2 separate regions of the Homo sapiens genome follow, and region 2 is linked to region 1. The links are chromatin loops, found by intact Hi-C in ENCODE. Cell type or tissue: gastrocnemius medialis. All regions are shown on one strand.

Region 1 (8,000 bases):
TTTGGCACCATCAGTATATCAACATAAAGATGGTACTGAAAATCATGGGAATGAAGATTTCACCTATGGAAAGATAACTGATTGAGAAGATAGTTAAGAAAGGGAATAGCATGCATAATTCAATAACATTTACATAAAAATTTAAACTGCACAAAACAACTGTACAAATTTTACAAGAATACATCTAAACAAAAGGATACAAAATAAACACATTATAATAGTTTTCTAGGGGTTTGAAAGGAGAAAGGGTATAGGAGAATAAGAAGCTAAGTGAAGCTAAGCTATGAGGACTCAAAGTCATAAGAACCATATAATGGACTTTGGGGACTCAGGGGGAAGGATGGGAGGGGGTGAAGGATGAAAAACTTAAACATTGGGTACAGTGTACACTGCTTAGGTGATGGGTGCAACAAAATCTCAGAAATCACCACTAAAAAACTTATCCATGTAGTCAAAAGCCACCTGTTTCCCCAAAACTATTGAAATCAAAAAAGAGAGTAAAAATATGAATAGAAAATAGGAATAGAAATGAAATATTTAAATAAAATAAGAATGGATCTTATACTCCATAACATGTCATAAGGTCAGTGTATTTACTCAACACTCTGTACCTGAGGTCCCACTATATTTTTAAAAATGAATTAAAGAGGAAAGACTATTTAGGAGTGAGCCCTGAGGCCCTTCCCTATTTATAAGTGAAAATCTGTCAAAGAACAGTGTGAAGGAATAGGTAGTGAAACAAAGTGGAAGTTTGGGAGAGGGAAATACGGAGACTTTGATATTTCAAAGAGCGAGAAAGAGGTATTTCCAAGGAGAAGGGGTGTCAATTGTGTCAATGCTGCTGCAAACATAGGAAACTAATTGTTCATTGTATTTGCACCTTGCAGGTCACTGGTGACCCTGGAAAGGGCAGTATGAATGGAGTGACATGTACTGAAGGCAGATTGTAATAGGATGAAGAAAGAATGAGAAGTGAAGTGAAGATGGTGATCAAATATGTCCTGGAAATGAGGAGGGAGTTGAAGTGGGATGCAAAGTCAGAGCAGCTTTTGTTTGTTTTTAACATGAGAGCTGAGACAGCAAAGTTACAGTATTAACTTATTCTATGGGTCAATTAAGAGAAATAACCAGACAAAGTAAGAAAAAGAGTGGGTAGTGTCTCTGAGGGGTAATGGAATCCAGCACATTGAGGAATTGAAGTTTTTCTGGAGAATGGAGAGAGAGGTTGGTTAACTTTCTGAGTTGGTAATTTTAGTGTTTTGCAAAGTTTCTGTACGTGCACTTAGTCTTAGGAATAAAAAAGTTCTGCAAGACATCCAACCTAAACAGTCATCACCCTTGCTACCTCTCCGCCACTTATCCTTGCACAGAGGCATCCCTTCCAGTTCCTGGGTATATACTTCCACATCTCTAAAGATTACCTCTTGGTTTTTATTTCTGTCTGTCCAGTTTATGGTTTTAGGTATTAGATCATGACTTCTCACTACTGAAGACGAAGATTAATGTTTTTTTTTTCACCGTGTCTGAATCTCTCCAAACTTCTACATTCTTTCCATCTCCCCATCCTTTCAGTATAGTTACATCAACATTTCAGTTAGATCAATATTCAACGTTTGATTTATTATAACTATGGCCATTCAAATTTGATAATGATTATTTTCCCTTTTCTGCAAAATACAACTATCTTTATTTGTCAGTTTAATAACTGTCATGCTTTTTCCCTTTGGTTACTTTTCTAAGACTTATAAATGTAACCCTCAAACTCTCCCCCAATCAGCTAAATTCCTTCTCAGTATATTCAAGGCATTAGCAATTTTATCTTTTTGAGTAAATCTATTCCAGAGGCTGTGACCTGCTTCCATCTGAGATGGTTGCTCTCTAAGGTAAGTGCACAGCTGTCATAGCCTCCTCCAGGCAATATGCCACATCTGTCTCTTGTGTCGAAGACCCTATTTTCTAAGTCCATAATTTCCTCTTCCTTTGTTTACTCCTAGTTACGGTGGAGCACTTACTTGAGGCGTTTTCTTGAAAAGTGTAGATAAGAAGTAAATTTTTTGACATCTTGATCATGTGAAAACATTTTAATTCTCTTCACACACTTGATTTCTCTGGGTATAGAATATAAAGTTGGAAATAATTTTCCGTTAACAATTTGAAGACATCATTCAACTGCTGTCTGGCTTCCGATATTGTTGTTGTGAAGTCTAAGGATTTCTAATCCTTTGCTTATTTATTTTTCTCTCTGAAAGATTCCAGTCTCTTCTCTTTGCCCTTGGTATTCTAACATTTCTTGTTGACATAACTCATTCTGGCTAGTTCATATCTGCTAGTTCTACAATATATTTTTCTGAATTTATTTTTTTAAGGTTTATTCCATTTTTTCCTAATGTTTCCCCTACATTATTCACATGTTGGACATACTGAACTGTTTCTCTAATTTTATTTACTTCTTTTATTTTCCTTCTCTTTGAATATTTGCTCTACTTTCTGGGAGACTTTTATGGGTGTATCTTGCAAATTTTCTGTTAAGCTTCCTCTAGGAAACCCACTGGTAATCTCCCAGGCTGGGAGGTATCCTAAATTAGAATTTGCAAAAGTCTTTAGTTTGAATAAGGAGAACATTTTGATTGATACAATTTGAACCTCGCAATCAATTTTGTCAGCCAGGTGTTGAGATTTAGAACACAGGCAAGAGAAAACCATTGCACTTTTCCCTTGTCCCTCAGCAGGACACCAATCACATCCCCTACCTTAAACAGAAAGCAAAGTAAAACAAACAAGAACAAACCAGGCAAGCATCAACAAGAAGAAAGCAGGTCAATATTATTATCAGACAAGTCCAAAGTTAAAAAAAAAAAACCCAAACTCTAAGCAAAGTAAAAACATTATTTCAAATAGATAACATAAGTCATTCTAAAATGAAGATATCTAGCCTTTATTAAAGGCTTTATGTACGTTTTATTACGAATTAATAAAAATAAATTAGCTAAGTTAATATTTCCTAAATTTTAGTCATTTATATAGCATCTTCATATTATACTGAATATTTTACTTCAAATAAAATGAATAATTAAAAATGGAACTTCATATTACTACTGCAGATAGAAAATCAGTTTCACTAATAAATCGAAGTAAAACACACAAATAAATATGTGGATGTTCCTGGGCATCAATTTTTCTCTTCTATGTACAGGAATAATAATAGGACCTATCTCATAGGGTTGTTTTTGAGTGTTCCAAGAATTAATACATATAAAGTGCTTTGAAAAATTCTAGAACATAATATGTGTCATAGGTAATTTTTAAAAGGGATTAAAATAACCTATTTATAAAAAGGCTATTAATTTGGGTTTTGAAAAGTTAAACTGTATGGTAGAAATAAGAGACATGCTCGAAACAAAAATGAAACAAAAAATAAAATAAAATGAGAAATATACAGCAGGCAAATAATAGCCAATATGAAATTGGTAGAGAAATATCAATATTAAAAAAAGTTTAAAAGGACAAGCAACAATAACAATAAAGAGGGGCACCACACAATGAAGAAAGAGATGATCTATGAAGAAATGATAAACATATGTTCATTAAATAATTTTGTGTAATAGCAAAGAAAAATGTTCTTTATTAAGAAACTGGATAAATAAAATATTTCATATTCATGTGATCCAATATGATTAATTTTAAAAGATCATGGCTATATCTTAAAAGCATAGAGTTCAATTATGCAACAGTAAAACTTTAAAGTAAAATATTAAAACCATTGTTTGTATATTAGTGTATGAAGCAAAAAATACACAGAACTGAAAGGATGCATCAAAATAATGATATACACAATAATGATACCTGCTGGGAAGGAGGAGAACAAAAACAAAACGTCATTCCATTATTAGCAATGTTTTAAAGAATTTGCATTCAGTTTTCTAGTGTGTTTTGATTGTAGTTCAACTATTACAATCTCATTTGAATTTTTATATTTTAAATATGTGTCAAATTTATAAGTCACAAAATAACATAATGTTACCAAAAGGTTTGGCAAGTTTGTAAGTTTGACTCATAAATTTGGCTTTGCAGGTTCTGGACTTTTGATTTTAAGAACATCCGATCGCTCTCTCTTTACTGTCATCTGGTTCCAAGCAATAGAAAAGAGAAAAGATAAAACTGTGGTTCAGATGCAATTTTATATCAATTCCTGCTTTTCTGTAATCAACTATTATATTAAAACAATATGCCTTTAATTTGAAAATGTATAAATTAGCTATGCAAAAAACTGGGAGAACGATATACAAATAATAAAAATTCCGAGGTTCCCTATAATTGTGTACGTCTTCCACAATACATTAAAAAAAAAAAAAGAGTTCTGAGGGTATAGGCTAAGAAGAGAAAGGAAACGGTAGCGATCTCAAAATGATAAGTTAAAAGAAATAAGTAAGTAGCTTATTTTTCAGTTGTGGGATTATGAATAATTACTATTTCATTATCTACACTTTGCTGCACTTCCCAAAATTTCTACACAGAAGATACAATCTGGAAGAAATGAAGAAAGATTTCAGTAGTAAGAACGTGTAATGAGTGATTACATGATAAATAAAACAATAAATATTTCTTTCTAGGATATTTCACCAACCAAACACGACCTGATTCACCAACTAATACTCCCGCCTTCTAACAGCCACACGTAAAAATCAGACCGGCTCCAAGAATAACCTGAGCCTCCTTTCCCATAATTCCCTTCTTTCTAGTTTCCCATGAATCCGAAGGCCTTACACCCCACACTACTACTAGAAAGTTAACCCGCCCCCTCATTCTTTACTGGTCATTCACGATTGGTCCTGCCCCACCTGTCGGTGTGAGGCTGTTGATTGGATAAGAGCGGAGGCCGGTGGGCGGAACGGTTTCTGACAACCGGCGTGGAGGCGTGGCCACAGCCGCCCAGAAATTCTACCCAAGCTCCCTCAGCACCATGTACCGAGCACTTCGGCTCCTCGCGCGCTCGCGTCCCCTCGTGCGGGCTCCAGCCGCAGCCTTAGCTTCGGCTCCCGGCTTGGGTGGCGCGGCCGTGCCCTCGTTTTGGCCTCCGAACGCGGCTCGAATGGTGAGCGCAGGCCGCCATCCCCCGGCCTCCCCGCAGTGACCTTCAGCCCTCCTGCCTGCCGGCCTGGGCGCCCGCGACTTGGCGGGAGAGATTCCCCGGGCGTCCGGGCCGCGCCAGACTCTGGGCTTAGCGCCCGTGCCGGCGTGGCGGGCCTCCCGGCCTCGGGACGCCTCTTCCGGCGCAGGGATGGAGCCGCAGCCCGGGAGAGCGCTTGGGGAGGGACGGGGGCTGTCAGAGAGGGTCCTACTGGGCCCGCTCCCGGCGCCTCCTCGGAGCCGTCCGTGGCGGGCCGAGGCCGGGGCGTTTTGAGGTAACTTCGCTGCTGCTGGCGCGCAGGCCCCCAGCCCCGGGGCGCTGCCCTCAAGGACAGTGCCGGCGTGGGCGGAGGGTGCTGGGAGAGGGGCAGCTCCCGCACCGTCCTGCCCCATAGCTGGGCCTTGCTGGCCGGACACTGGCCGCCTGTGCATCTAGTGGTTTCTGAACTGTGGTTTGTTTCGCCAAGGGGCACTGCACTGCTTTCAGGCCCTCCAGGTGGGGTAGAAGGTTCTTCGAAGATTTTACTTCCTTTGAAATTGCATGCTCAGTTTGTTAGGCTGACTATGGTTTCCCCCGTAATTGTTGTAAAACTCTTCAATTCCGAATACCGCGGGCATAGTGTTCTGAAGCATGTTTGAGCAGATTGGCTAGGAGCTGAATCGGTACTTTTTATTCAGAAAGCCAGCTAAGAACTTAAAGATCCAAGTTCAGGTTATGACATGCTTACGTAAGTCATTTTGCTCTTTAGAGTGTCATCTTTAGGAATGCAGGCTTTTAAAAAGCTTTAAATACATATGTATATTGTTAGGAAACGTTTGAGAAATGATAGTTGAAGAGTTACAGTTCTGCACTGGTGTAGCATGAGGTTTGCAATCTAAGAGATGTGATTTCAAATCCGTATGCAAAGTTGAAATACTTACAGCTACTCAGCAAAACTGCACATGTGAAAATACCATGTAGCGAGTGCTCATTAAATAAGTGCCCCATCTAGGGTATTTCAAAGGGCCAGTACTTTTTCTGGACTCTAAACTTCAAGATAATTTGATTGGGTCACTATACCTACGATATACAACTATACTACAGAATCAGAGATGTTTTGTATTCCTCGAACTCCCTGCTCGAATAATTTTAGGGCATTTTAAAACCTTTACATATTTTTAAATTTATTTATTGTTTATTTAGTGTTTTGTAAAGGGAAGCAGACTGGAGAACTTCTGAATCTATCCTGTTGATGCAAATGTCAAAAAATAGCAGCACTACTTTGCTCTTAGAATTGTAATGTTAGCTAAAATCAGATGGAGGTAGTTTTTGTTTTTTCTAGTTCTGGTACTTTTTGCCCTCTAACCATTCTCAGGTCCAAAATCTCTGTTGGTTTTGTTAAAAGTTCTTCCTGTTGCTAATGTTGAGAATTTCACATAACCCTTGATGCCCTAAGGTACCTTTTATTTAAAAGAACACATACAAATTCATTCAATAGAAAGATACTGTTTATTGAGTGCCTTCCACTTACCAGGCCCTGTAAATAAGACAGTCCCTATGGGGATAGGGTTTTACAGGCAGTGTTTTATTCTTGTCTTTAGTGGAGATTAAATAAGCAAAGCAGTTAAATAAGCAAATAAATCACACATGAATAATTAGTGTGATCATTGATTATTAAAAATGCATTAAAAAGTGCATTGAGAATGAGAATATTTAACAGGCAGACCAACTGTGATACTGACTTGGTAGCATGATGGCATATATATAGTGTTTATATATGTAAATAATGTTTATACATTTCTTATATAAATGAATATACATATGTAATATATGTGAATAATGTTTATATATAAATAATGTTTATAAATTTCAAATAATCATTCTTAGACCGTTTTCAAAAGTTCCCAGTAAAATAAGCATTAAACTAAGTACATTGAATTGGCCAAATCTTGACCAGTAATAAGCATACTCTTGAAATGGAAAAGATTACTATTTGTATTTCAAAGTCTTTATGTTTATCACCAGCATAGTATATTAGTTCTACAGTCTGTCTTTAAAGCCTGAATTAATAAGTTTGTGTGACAAAGAGCTCTCAAGGAAAGACCTGAAAGTGAGGAAGAGAATGAGAATCCAAATAGTATTTTTTTGTCTTTGTGATACTTATTCAGGTTTCTTTCTCTTTAACAGCTGATAAGATGCGATTACTTTTGATCCTGGGTTTCTTTTCAACTTGTAATAGTGTTGTATTCTTGTCTTTAGGCAAGCCAAAATTCCTTCCGGATAGAATATGATACCTTTGGTGAACTAAAGGTGCCAAATGATAAGTATTATGGCGCCCAGACCGTGAGATCTACGATGAACTTTAAGATTGGAGGTGTGACAGAACGCATGCCAGTAAGTGGCATTTGTGGAAATGTTGGCTATTTTGGATGAAGTAGGCTGTATTCATGAGTCACTTTACTTTATAAATATTTTTCAGAGTTAAAATGTAAAGTTATTAGAAAAGATGGCTTCGTGAGTAATAAGAGGTTCTCTTTCACTAAAATGTTAAAGAACTTTTTGAAGTTTTAGCATGCTATTATTTTGAGCCATCGCTTTGAATATTTTGGATTTTTTAAAATTTAAGGCCGGGCACGGTGGCTTATGCCTGTAATCCCAGAACTTTGGGAGGCCAAGGTGGGCAGATCACGAGGTCAAGAGATCGAGACCATCCTGGCCAACATGGTGAAACTCTGTCTCTACTAAAAATACAAAAATTAGCCGGGCACGGTGGCGCGCGCCTGTAGTCCCAATTACTCTGGAGGCTGAGACAGGAGAATTGCTTGAACCCGGGAGGCGGAGGTTGCAGTGAGCTGAGATCGCACCACTGCACTCCAGCCTGGCGACAGAGTGA
Region 2 (8,000 bases), 1.7 Mb before region 1:
GATTTCTCCCATTGTGTATAAACACACAGGTGATGTTTTTAAACCAGTATTTTACCATTGCCTCCTATTAAATTTCATCTCCGTGAACGTAGCTATAGTTAAAACTTGAGATCTTCTTGAATCATGATTCTGTCATCCAAGGGATTAGCTTTCCTTCCTGGCTTTTTGACATTTATAAATTCAACAAGCCAAACTCTTATGTCTCCATCCTGGCCATATACTTAATATAGCCAAGGACAAAGCCATGCACATTTATAAATAGAATGAATGTTACATAAATAAAAGATGCTGGGAGGAAAGGTGACACAAAAATAATGAAAACCATTCGGATGGGTTTTTTTTGTTTGTTTGTTTTTGGGGCCTTTTTGTTTGTTTTTGTTTTTGTTTTTTTGAGACGGAGTCTTGCTCTCTCGCCAGGCTGGAGTGCAGTGGCTCAGTCTCGGCTTACTACAACGTCTGCCTCCTGGATTCAAGCTATTCCCCTGCCTCGGCCTCCCGAGTAGCCGGGACTACAGGCACGCCCGGCTAATTTTTTGTATTTTAGTAAAGACAGGGTTTCACCATGTTGGCCAGGATGATCTTGATCTCCTGACCTCATGGTCCACTGCCTAGGCCTCTGAAAGTGCTGGGATTACAGGTGTGAGCCATGGCGCCTGGCCTTGTTTTGTTTTTTAAATTAAAGAGAAAACCATTATATCCTCCAGCAGTAAAGGAATTAGATGAAGTTTACAATATACTGGAGGATATGGATAATTCTTTTACGATGTAAAGTCAAGTAAGGATAGATGCTATGAAGAAAAATTAATCAAGGTAAAGAGACAGTGGTAGAGGACTGCTGTTTTACATTTGTTTTCAAGTGTTCATTCAGGTAGTTTTCAAATAATATTTTGAAAAGAAATAATATGAAAAACCTTTTCACCCTACATCTTATCTGCTGAGTTACCACTTTTGCCAATCCAGTAAGTAGCTATTTTTATTATTTCTTATGTATTCTTCAATGAACTTTATTTATTTATTTATTTATTTATTTATTTATTTATTTTGAGACAGAGTCTTGTTCTGTCGCCCAGGATGGGGTACAGGGGCAGGATCCCAGCTCATTGCAGCCTTGACCCGCTGGGCTTAAGCAATACTCCCACCTCAGCCTGTTGAGTAGCTGGGACTACAAGTGTGCGCCACCATGCCCAGCTAATTTTTTGTAGAGATGAGGTCTCACTATGTTGCCAAGGCTGGTCTTGAATTCCTGAGCTTAAGTGATCCTCTTTCCTCAGCCTCCCAAAGTTCTAGTATTACAGGCATGAACCACCACGCCTGGCCATGAATTTTTCTTCACCTCAAGCAAATATAAATACATATTTTGTGTCCCCTCTATGACACAAAAAAATAGCCTCTTTATCCACTATGCTACACCTTGAGAACTATCTTAGAGTGGTTAGGGAATCCCTCTTTCTGAGGTGACATTTAGCAGAGAACTTGCATTAGGTAAGGAAGCATCTTGTAGGTATCTGAGTGGAGAGTATTCTACTCAGGTGCGGTGGTTCTGAGGCAGGAATGGGATAAGTGAATTTGGAGAACACTGTGGCTGAAGGTGAGTGAGGAAAAGGTGCTTATAGGAGGAAATGAGGTTGCATAGAGATTTTATTCATTGATTTTAAGTGCTATGAGCATTCATTGGAGGATTTTGAGCAAAGCCAAAAAATTGGGTTATATTTTTAAAGAATGGCTCTGGGAATTCTTTAAAACACTGGGAACCATGAGATAAGCTAGGAAATGATTGGAATGATCTGGTTTAAGAGACATTAATGGCTTAGACTAGAGCGACAGTAGTGGCAATAGTGAAAGTTACTAGTTTCTGGCTTTAGAGAGTCAAATGTTTTGGATATGTTAAGTTTGAAGTGTCTGTTAAACGCCCAAGTGGACACATCAGGTAGGCAGTTAGATATGTAAGTCAAGCATTCAGAGGAGAGGTTTGGACTGAGGATAGTTAAATGTTAAGCATCACCAGTAGACTTAAAGGGATCTCTTGGCTAGGGAGTTAGACTGAGAAGAGATCCAAGAATTGAGAATTGGTACTTTCCACATGGAAAGCTGAGCAAAAGAGAAGGCGCCATCGAGGAGGATTGAAAAGTGGACAGTGGGGTGTGAGGAAACTGAAGAGTGTGTTGTCCCACAAGCCAAGTAAAGGAAGTATTTTTAGAGATAAGGAGTGATCAGTCCCCTGTATCACCTTTAATCACCTAAATACTTCATAAGAAATCAGGCAGTATCCTCTTTCTTTCTGAATGGTCTCTGAGAAAGCAATTTCCTTTTTTAAATCTGGTTTATCAACATGAATGTTCACAGTTATTCTCCCCTGGCAACTACTAAATCTAAAGCCCTGAACAAAGTTTTACTCATAAAGAGGCCAATGCTGTTTCCTACGTGGATGAGTATGGCAGCTGCTGCTGCCTCTGATGTTTGAACAGGAGAAGCGATGCTGTTTCATAGGAAGAATTTATCAGGAAGCTAGTGATAGTCCAGCTACCTCAGAGGTTTATTGTGGTAGCCAAACGAGGTAGATGTAAAAACCAAATGAAAGGTATAATTGCAGATAGGGGTCTCCTTCCCTTATTGCCCCAAGTGTGGTACCAACTTGATAGTGTTAGATTTGAAGAACTATGTTGGCAAATAAAAATATTTTTCATTTTGAGTCTGTAGGAATAGTTTTTTACTTCCTATGCACTCTATCCCGATAGGCAGTTTCGCACATCATTTTATAATATTCTTGAGGGTAGAGAAAAGGGCTAGAAAGAGGATAAGAACAACCAGGGCAGGCGCGGTGGCTCACGCCTGTAGTCCCAGCACTTTGGGAGGCCGAAGCGGGTGGATCACCTGAGGTCAGGAGTTCGAGACCAGCCTGGCCAACATGGTGAAACCCCGTCTCTACTAAAAATACAAAAATTAGTCAGGCGTGGTGGCGCAGGCCTGTAATCCCAGCTACTCAGGAGGCTGAGGAAGGAGAATTGCTTGAGCCCAGGAGATGGAGATTGCAGTGAGCCAAGATCACGTCACTGTACTCCAGCCTGGGCAACAGGGTGAGACTCCATCTCAAAAAAGAAAGAAAAGAACAACCAGGCTTTGAGATAATAGCTTTTTTTCCCAATCCTAAACTCATCCTTTAATTCTAAACAGTGTCTAAATAAAGAGAATTGAGGTAGAAAAGTAAGCAAGTTAAAAGGCTTCCTTACTTTTTTTTTCCCTAGGCCAGCCAGGAAGACTTTCTTCTTTTAACTGACTTTTTTCTGGAAAGTGTTCAACTGAGTAATGGTTTGTCACATGTTACATGGAATAGAAAAAGTGCAAATTCAAAGCTTAGGGACTGGTTAGGGGTTTTGAACTCTAGGCAGCCAGCTAGAAACTGATTTGAGGAAGCAGGAGGGTGGGGGAAATGAGTCTGCTTGATGATAATAGGGGTAAAGTGCAAAATACTTATTTTGGTGAAAAAGGAACATCGCAAATACAGGACTTTTTGTGGTAAGCTTTTTGAGGCAATAGGACTATAACTTCACAATACATAGGTATCTTGCAGACCTTATATAATATGATTTGCTATGGCTGGTCATTAAATACTTCTCCTTGGATAAAAAATGCATATAATGCATTGCAAATTGAAGGCCATTTTATTTTTTATATTACAAATCTAATCCTAATACATGGCAGAAAATTTAGAAAACAAGATTTTCTACCATTAAGTACTATCATAATCCCACTAGCCAGTAACCCTGTTATGTATTCTTGTCTATTCTGGTTTAATTTGGTAACATTTTATCATGAAGTTAAACTTTCTGGCTCTAACTTTTAATGTGGCATAGAATCTGTCTTCTCAAACATGTAATCTACTTACACACAATTTATGAAAATTAAATGTATTTTTAAAATTGTAAACAACAGGCCGGGCCCAGTGGCTCATGCCTGTAATCCCAGCACTTTGGGAGGCCGAAGCCAGCAGATCACTTGAGGTCAGGAGTTCAAGACCAGCCTGGCCAACATGGGGAAACCCTGTCTCTACTAAAAATACAAAAATTAGCTGAGCGTGGTGGTGCACACCTGTAATCCCAGCTACTCGGGAGGCTGAGGCAGGAGAATCGCTTTAATCCAGGAGGCAGATGTTGTAGTGAGCTGAGATTGCTCCACTGCACTCCAGCCTGGGTGGCAGAGCGAGACTCTGTCTCAAAAAAAAAAAAAAAAAAAAAAAGTAAACAACACTGTAATGGACATTTCTAACTCTGAATTTCTGTGCAAATCAATGTTTTTCTTTGATTTCAACAAATTATGCTTAAAATACAATGCAGATACAAATGCAGAATTCTACTAATTAAACCTTTTCTAACTTTTTAATAAAATTACCCCCTCCAGTTTATATCAGTTTATTCTTCTACCACTGGCATATGAAACTGTGTGTTTCTTCACCCCTTCATCAGTGCTGAATATTACGTATCTTTTTTAAAATTTGCTTTCTTTTTTCTTTTTTTTTTTGAGACGAGGTCCCGCTCTGTTACCCAGGCTAGAGTGGAGTGGTGTGTTCATGGCTTGCTGCAGCCTTTACCTCCTGGGCTCAAGGGATCCTCTCCGCTCAGTCTCCCAGGTAGCTGGGACTGTAGGCATGGGCTGCCATGCCCATCTAAGTTTTTTTGTTTTCTTTTCTTTTTTGTGTTTTTTTTGTTTTGTTTTTTGTTTTTTGTTTTTTGTTTGTTTGTTTTGTTTTCTTGAGATGGAGTCTTGCTCTGTCGCCCAGGCTGGATTGAAGTGGCGAGATCTCGGCTCACTGCAACCTCTGCCTCGCGGGTTCAAGCAATTCTTCTGCTTCAGCCTCCTGAGTAGCTGGAATTACAGGCACACACCACCACACCTGGCTAATTTTTGTATTTTTAGTAGAGACGGGGTTTCACCATGTTGGTCAGGCTGGTCTTGAACTCCTGACCTCGTGATCCGCTCACCTTGGCCTCCCAAAGTGCTGGGATTACAGGCGTGAGCCACCGCACTGGCCAAGGTTTTTTATTTTTTTATAGAGACAAGGTCTCATTTTGTTCCCTAGGCTGGTCTCAAACTCCTGGGCTCTAGCAGTTTTCCTGTCTCAGCATCCCAAAGTGGTGGGGTTACAGGCATGAGCCACCCAATCTGGACAGTTTTGCCACTTTGATGAACAACAACCAAAAAAAAAAACCTTATTTAAATTTCTTTTATCAATAACACTTGACATTTTTTTAAAATGTGCTTATTGGCCATTGTATTTCTGATCTGAGTTGCTTGTATGTGTGCCTTTTGCACACATACATTATATTCACTTGTTCATCATTATATTCACTTGTAGCAGATTCTAGGATCACCATACTTCTGTTGTATCACCCTGCTTCCCTCACTTATAACAACTTTTGGGTAACAGATACTGTAAAATTTTTTCCCAGATTGTCATTGCCTTTTAAATTTGTTATTTTTACCCAACAAAGATTTTAACATGTATATAGTCAAATTTCTTATTTCCTTTTCCTTATGAAATAATCTCACTACATGAAATTTTATTAAATACATGCCTATCATATTTGTGATTTAAATTTTTACATACAAGTGTGTTAATTGATTTTTTTTTTTAGAATGTATTTAGTCATATATAGCCTGCTGTGTCAGTTTATTGTGTAACTCTTCGGAGTTTTTACTTTCTTTTTTTTTACTTTTTGTGAAACAGGGTTTCACTTTGTCCTCCAGGCTGGAGTGCAGTGGGGGGATCTCCATTCACTGCAGCCTCGATCTCGTGGGCTCAAGCCATCCTCCCGCCTCAGTCCCCCAAGTAATTGGGAATACAGGGCACATGCCACCAGGCCCAGTTAATTTTTTCGTGTTTTTGGTAAAGATGGGGTTTCACCGTGTTGCCCAGGCCGGTCTCAAGTTCCTGAGCTCAAGCTATCTACCTGCCTGAGACTCCCAAAGTGCTGTGATTACAGGCGTGAGCCACGGCTCCTGGCCCAGAGTTTTTACTTTCTAAACTATTTGTTTTTTAGTTTCCTCTTTTCACTAGAGTTAAATTGGGAGGTAAGTTTTTGAGGGTGTGTGTGTGTGTGTGTGTGTGATACAAGGAGCTCTCTATTTTGGGCAGGGGGGTTATTCTAGATTTTTTTCTTTTTTTTGTAATGAAAATTCTCAAATGTACAGGACAGTTGAATTTCACAATGACTACTCATATACTCACCATCTTGATTCTACTAGGAACACGATAGCAGTTTTATCACATACCTAGCCATTTATTTATCATTCCATTCATCAGCATATCTTGTATTTTGATGCATTTCAAAGTAAATTGCAGATATTAGTATTTGTGTGTGTTTAACTAAAGTGTTCTTAAATTAATTGAGGCTAATTATGTTTCAGTTTTACATTTTCCGAATGTACTACTGAAATATTTTCCAACCAATCACTGTTATATTAAAAAAAAGACAGTTAAAAAATGAACATACTGGTTTTCACTCCAGTAGTGTTGGTGAACTAGGTGTTTCTGTAAACAGGTAGCTAAATTGACACAGATGACATTGAGTTATTCCTTTTGGGGGTAGGGCATTTGTGTATGTGTGTGTGTGTGGTGTCTACTTTTAAAGAGGAATGATGGACGGGCGTGGTGGCTCCTGCCTGTGATCTCAATACTTTGGGAGGCTGAGGTAGGCGGATCACAAGGTCAGGAGTTCAAGACCAGCCTCGCCATCATGGTGAAACCCTGTCTCTACTTTAAAAAAATACAAAAATGAGCTGGGCATGGTGGTGTGCACCTGTAGTCCCAGCTACTCGGGAGGCTGAGGCAGGAGAATCACTTGAACCTGGGAGGCAGAGGTTGCAGTGAGCTGAGATCGCCCCACTGGACTCCAGCCTGGGCAACAGAGCAAGACTCTGTCTCCAAAAAATAAATAAATAAATAAATAAATAAATAAATAAATAAATCAGAATGGTAAGTTGAATTTTGTTTTTGTTTTTTAAGCTAAAGAGCTATTTAGGGAAGCTTATATTGTTTCTCTGATCTAGAGGTTCTATCCTTTAGTGGCAAATCCAGGAGTAAATTATTCATTCTAAATTTTATATCTTACTACATTCCACTTCCACTGTCCCCCTACCCTTCTTTACCTACATGAGGAATTCTGTGTTGGTCTATTTAGTAAAAAATGAGAGCCCTTGCTTTATGTTTTACCCTATGACTCTTTCCTTCCTTCCTTTCTCCCTCCCTCTCTCTCACTCTGTCGCCCAGGCTGGAGTGCAGTGGCATGATCATAGCCTACTGCAGCCCCAAACTCCTGGGCTCAAGCGATCCTCCTGTCTCGGCCTCCTAAAGCAGATAGGCATGAGCCACCACGCCTAGCCTTTTCTCTATGATTCTAAGTGGTGTATAACAAATTCCAGAATGTTAAGGATCTGCTATAGAGAATCAACAATTCAAAAATTTAGGACCGGGCGCAGTGGCTTATGCCTGTAAAGCTAGCACTTTGGCAGGCCGAGGCAGGTGAATCACCGGAGGTCGGGAGTTGGAGACCAGCCTGACCAGCATGGAGAAACCCCGTCTCTACTAAAAATACAAAATTAGCTGGGCGCAATGGCGCATGCCTGTAATCCTGGCTACCTGGGAGGCTGAGGTAGGAGAATTGCTTGAACCTGGGAGGCGGAGGTTGCAGTGAGCCGAGATTGCGCCACTGCACTCCAGCCTGGGTGATAGGGCAAAACTCCGTCTTGGAGAAAAAAAAAAAGGATTCAAAATTTATAAATTGGAGAGGCATGAACAAATAGAATCCAAGTCGGTGAAAGGTAAATAAAGTAAAGTTTAGAACTTGGGGAGGGTACCATACCCTGGGGACAAGGGGATGGGACTGCTTGGTATCTGGCAGAAGCAGGTCTAGTGTTTATTGTGAGTAACGTTTAGAACATAACTCATTGGCCGGGCGTGGTGGCTCACACCTGTGATCCCAGCACTTTGGGAGGCCGAGGCAGGT

The links. A loop is a pair of places that touch in the nucleus more often than their neighbours do. Peaks named below come from ENCODE experiments on the same cell type or tissue, not always from the same donor. Only the 100,000 strongest peaks of a DNase experiment are listed, where the experiment ranks them.
Region 2: a loop joins it to region 1, with 5 times the contacts of the local background. A loop is called at or near these places in 8 of 110 quality-filtered maps.

What each region holds. Positions count from the first base shown.
Region 1 is chr1:241,516,683-241,524,682 of GRCh38, reverse strand. It overlaps FH (fumarate hydratase), which reads left to right and starts at 4,928. Exons shown (of 10, transcript NM_000143.4): 1 at 4,928-5,092; 2 at 7,367-7,501. The coding sequence starts at 4,961. RefSeq lists silencers at 4,814-4,943, 4,766-5,048, 5,224-5,493 and an enhancer at 4,554-5,150. In gastrocnemius medialis, no CTCF peak of the experiment used is centred here; a DNase peak (open chromatin) is centred at 4,862; H3K4me3 peaks cover 2,930 bases; H3K27ac peaks cover 1,553 bases.
Region 2 is chr1:243,242,461-243,250,460 of GRCh38, reverse strand. The region is part of intron 1 of CEP170 (centrosomal protein 170); the gene reads left to right. Among named protein-coding and RNA genes, the nearest start is that of CEP170, 8.8 kb to the left of the region's middle. In gastrocnemius medialis, no CTCF peak of the experiment used is centred here; a DNase peak (open chromatin) is centred at 3,405; H3K4me3 peaks cover 733 bases; H3K27ac peaks cover 3,524 bases.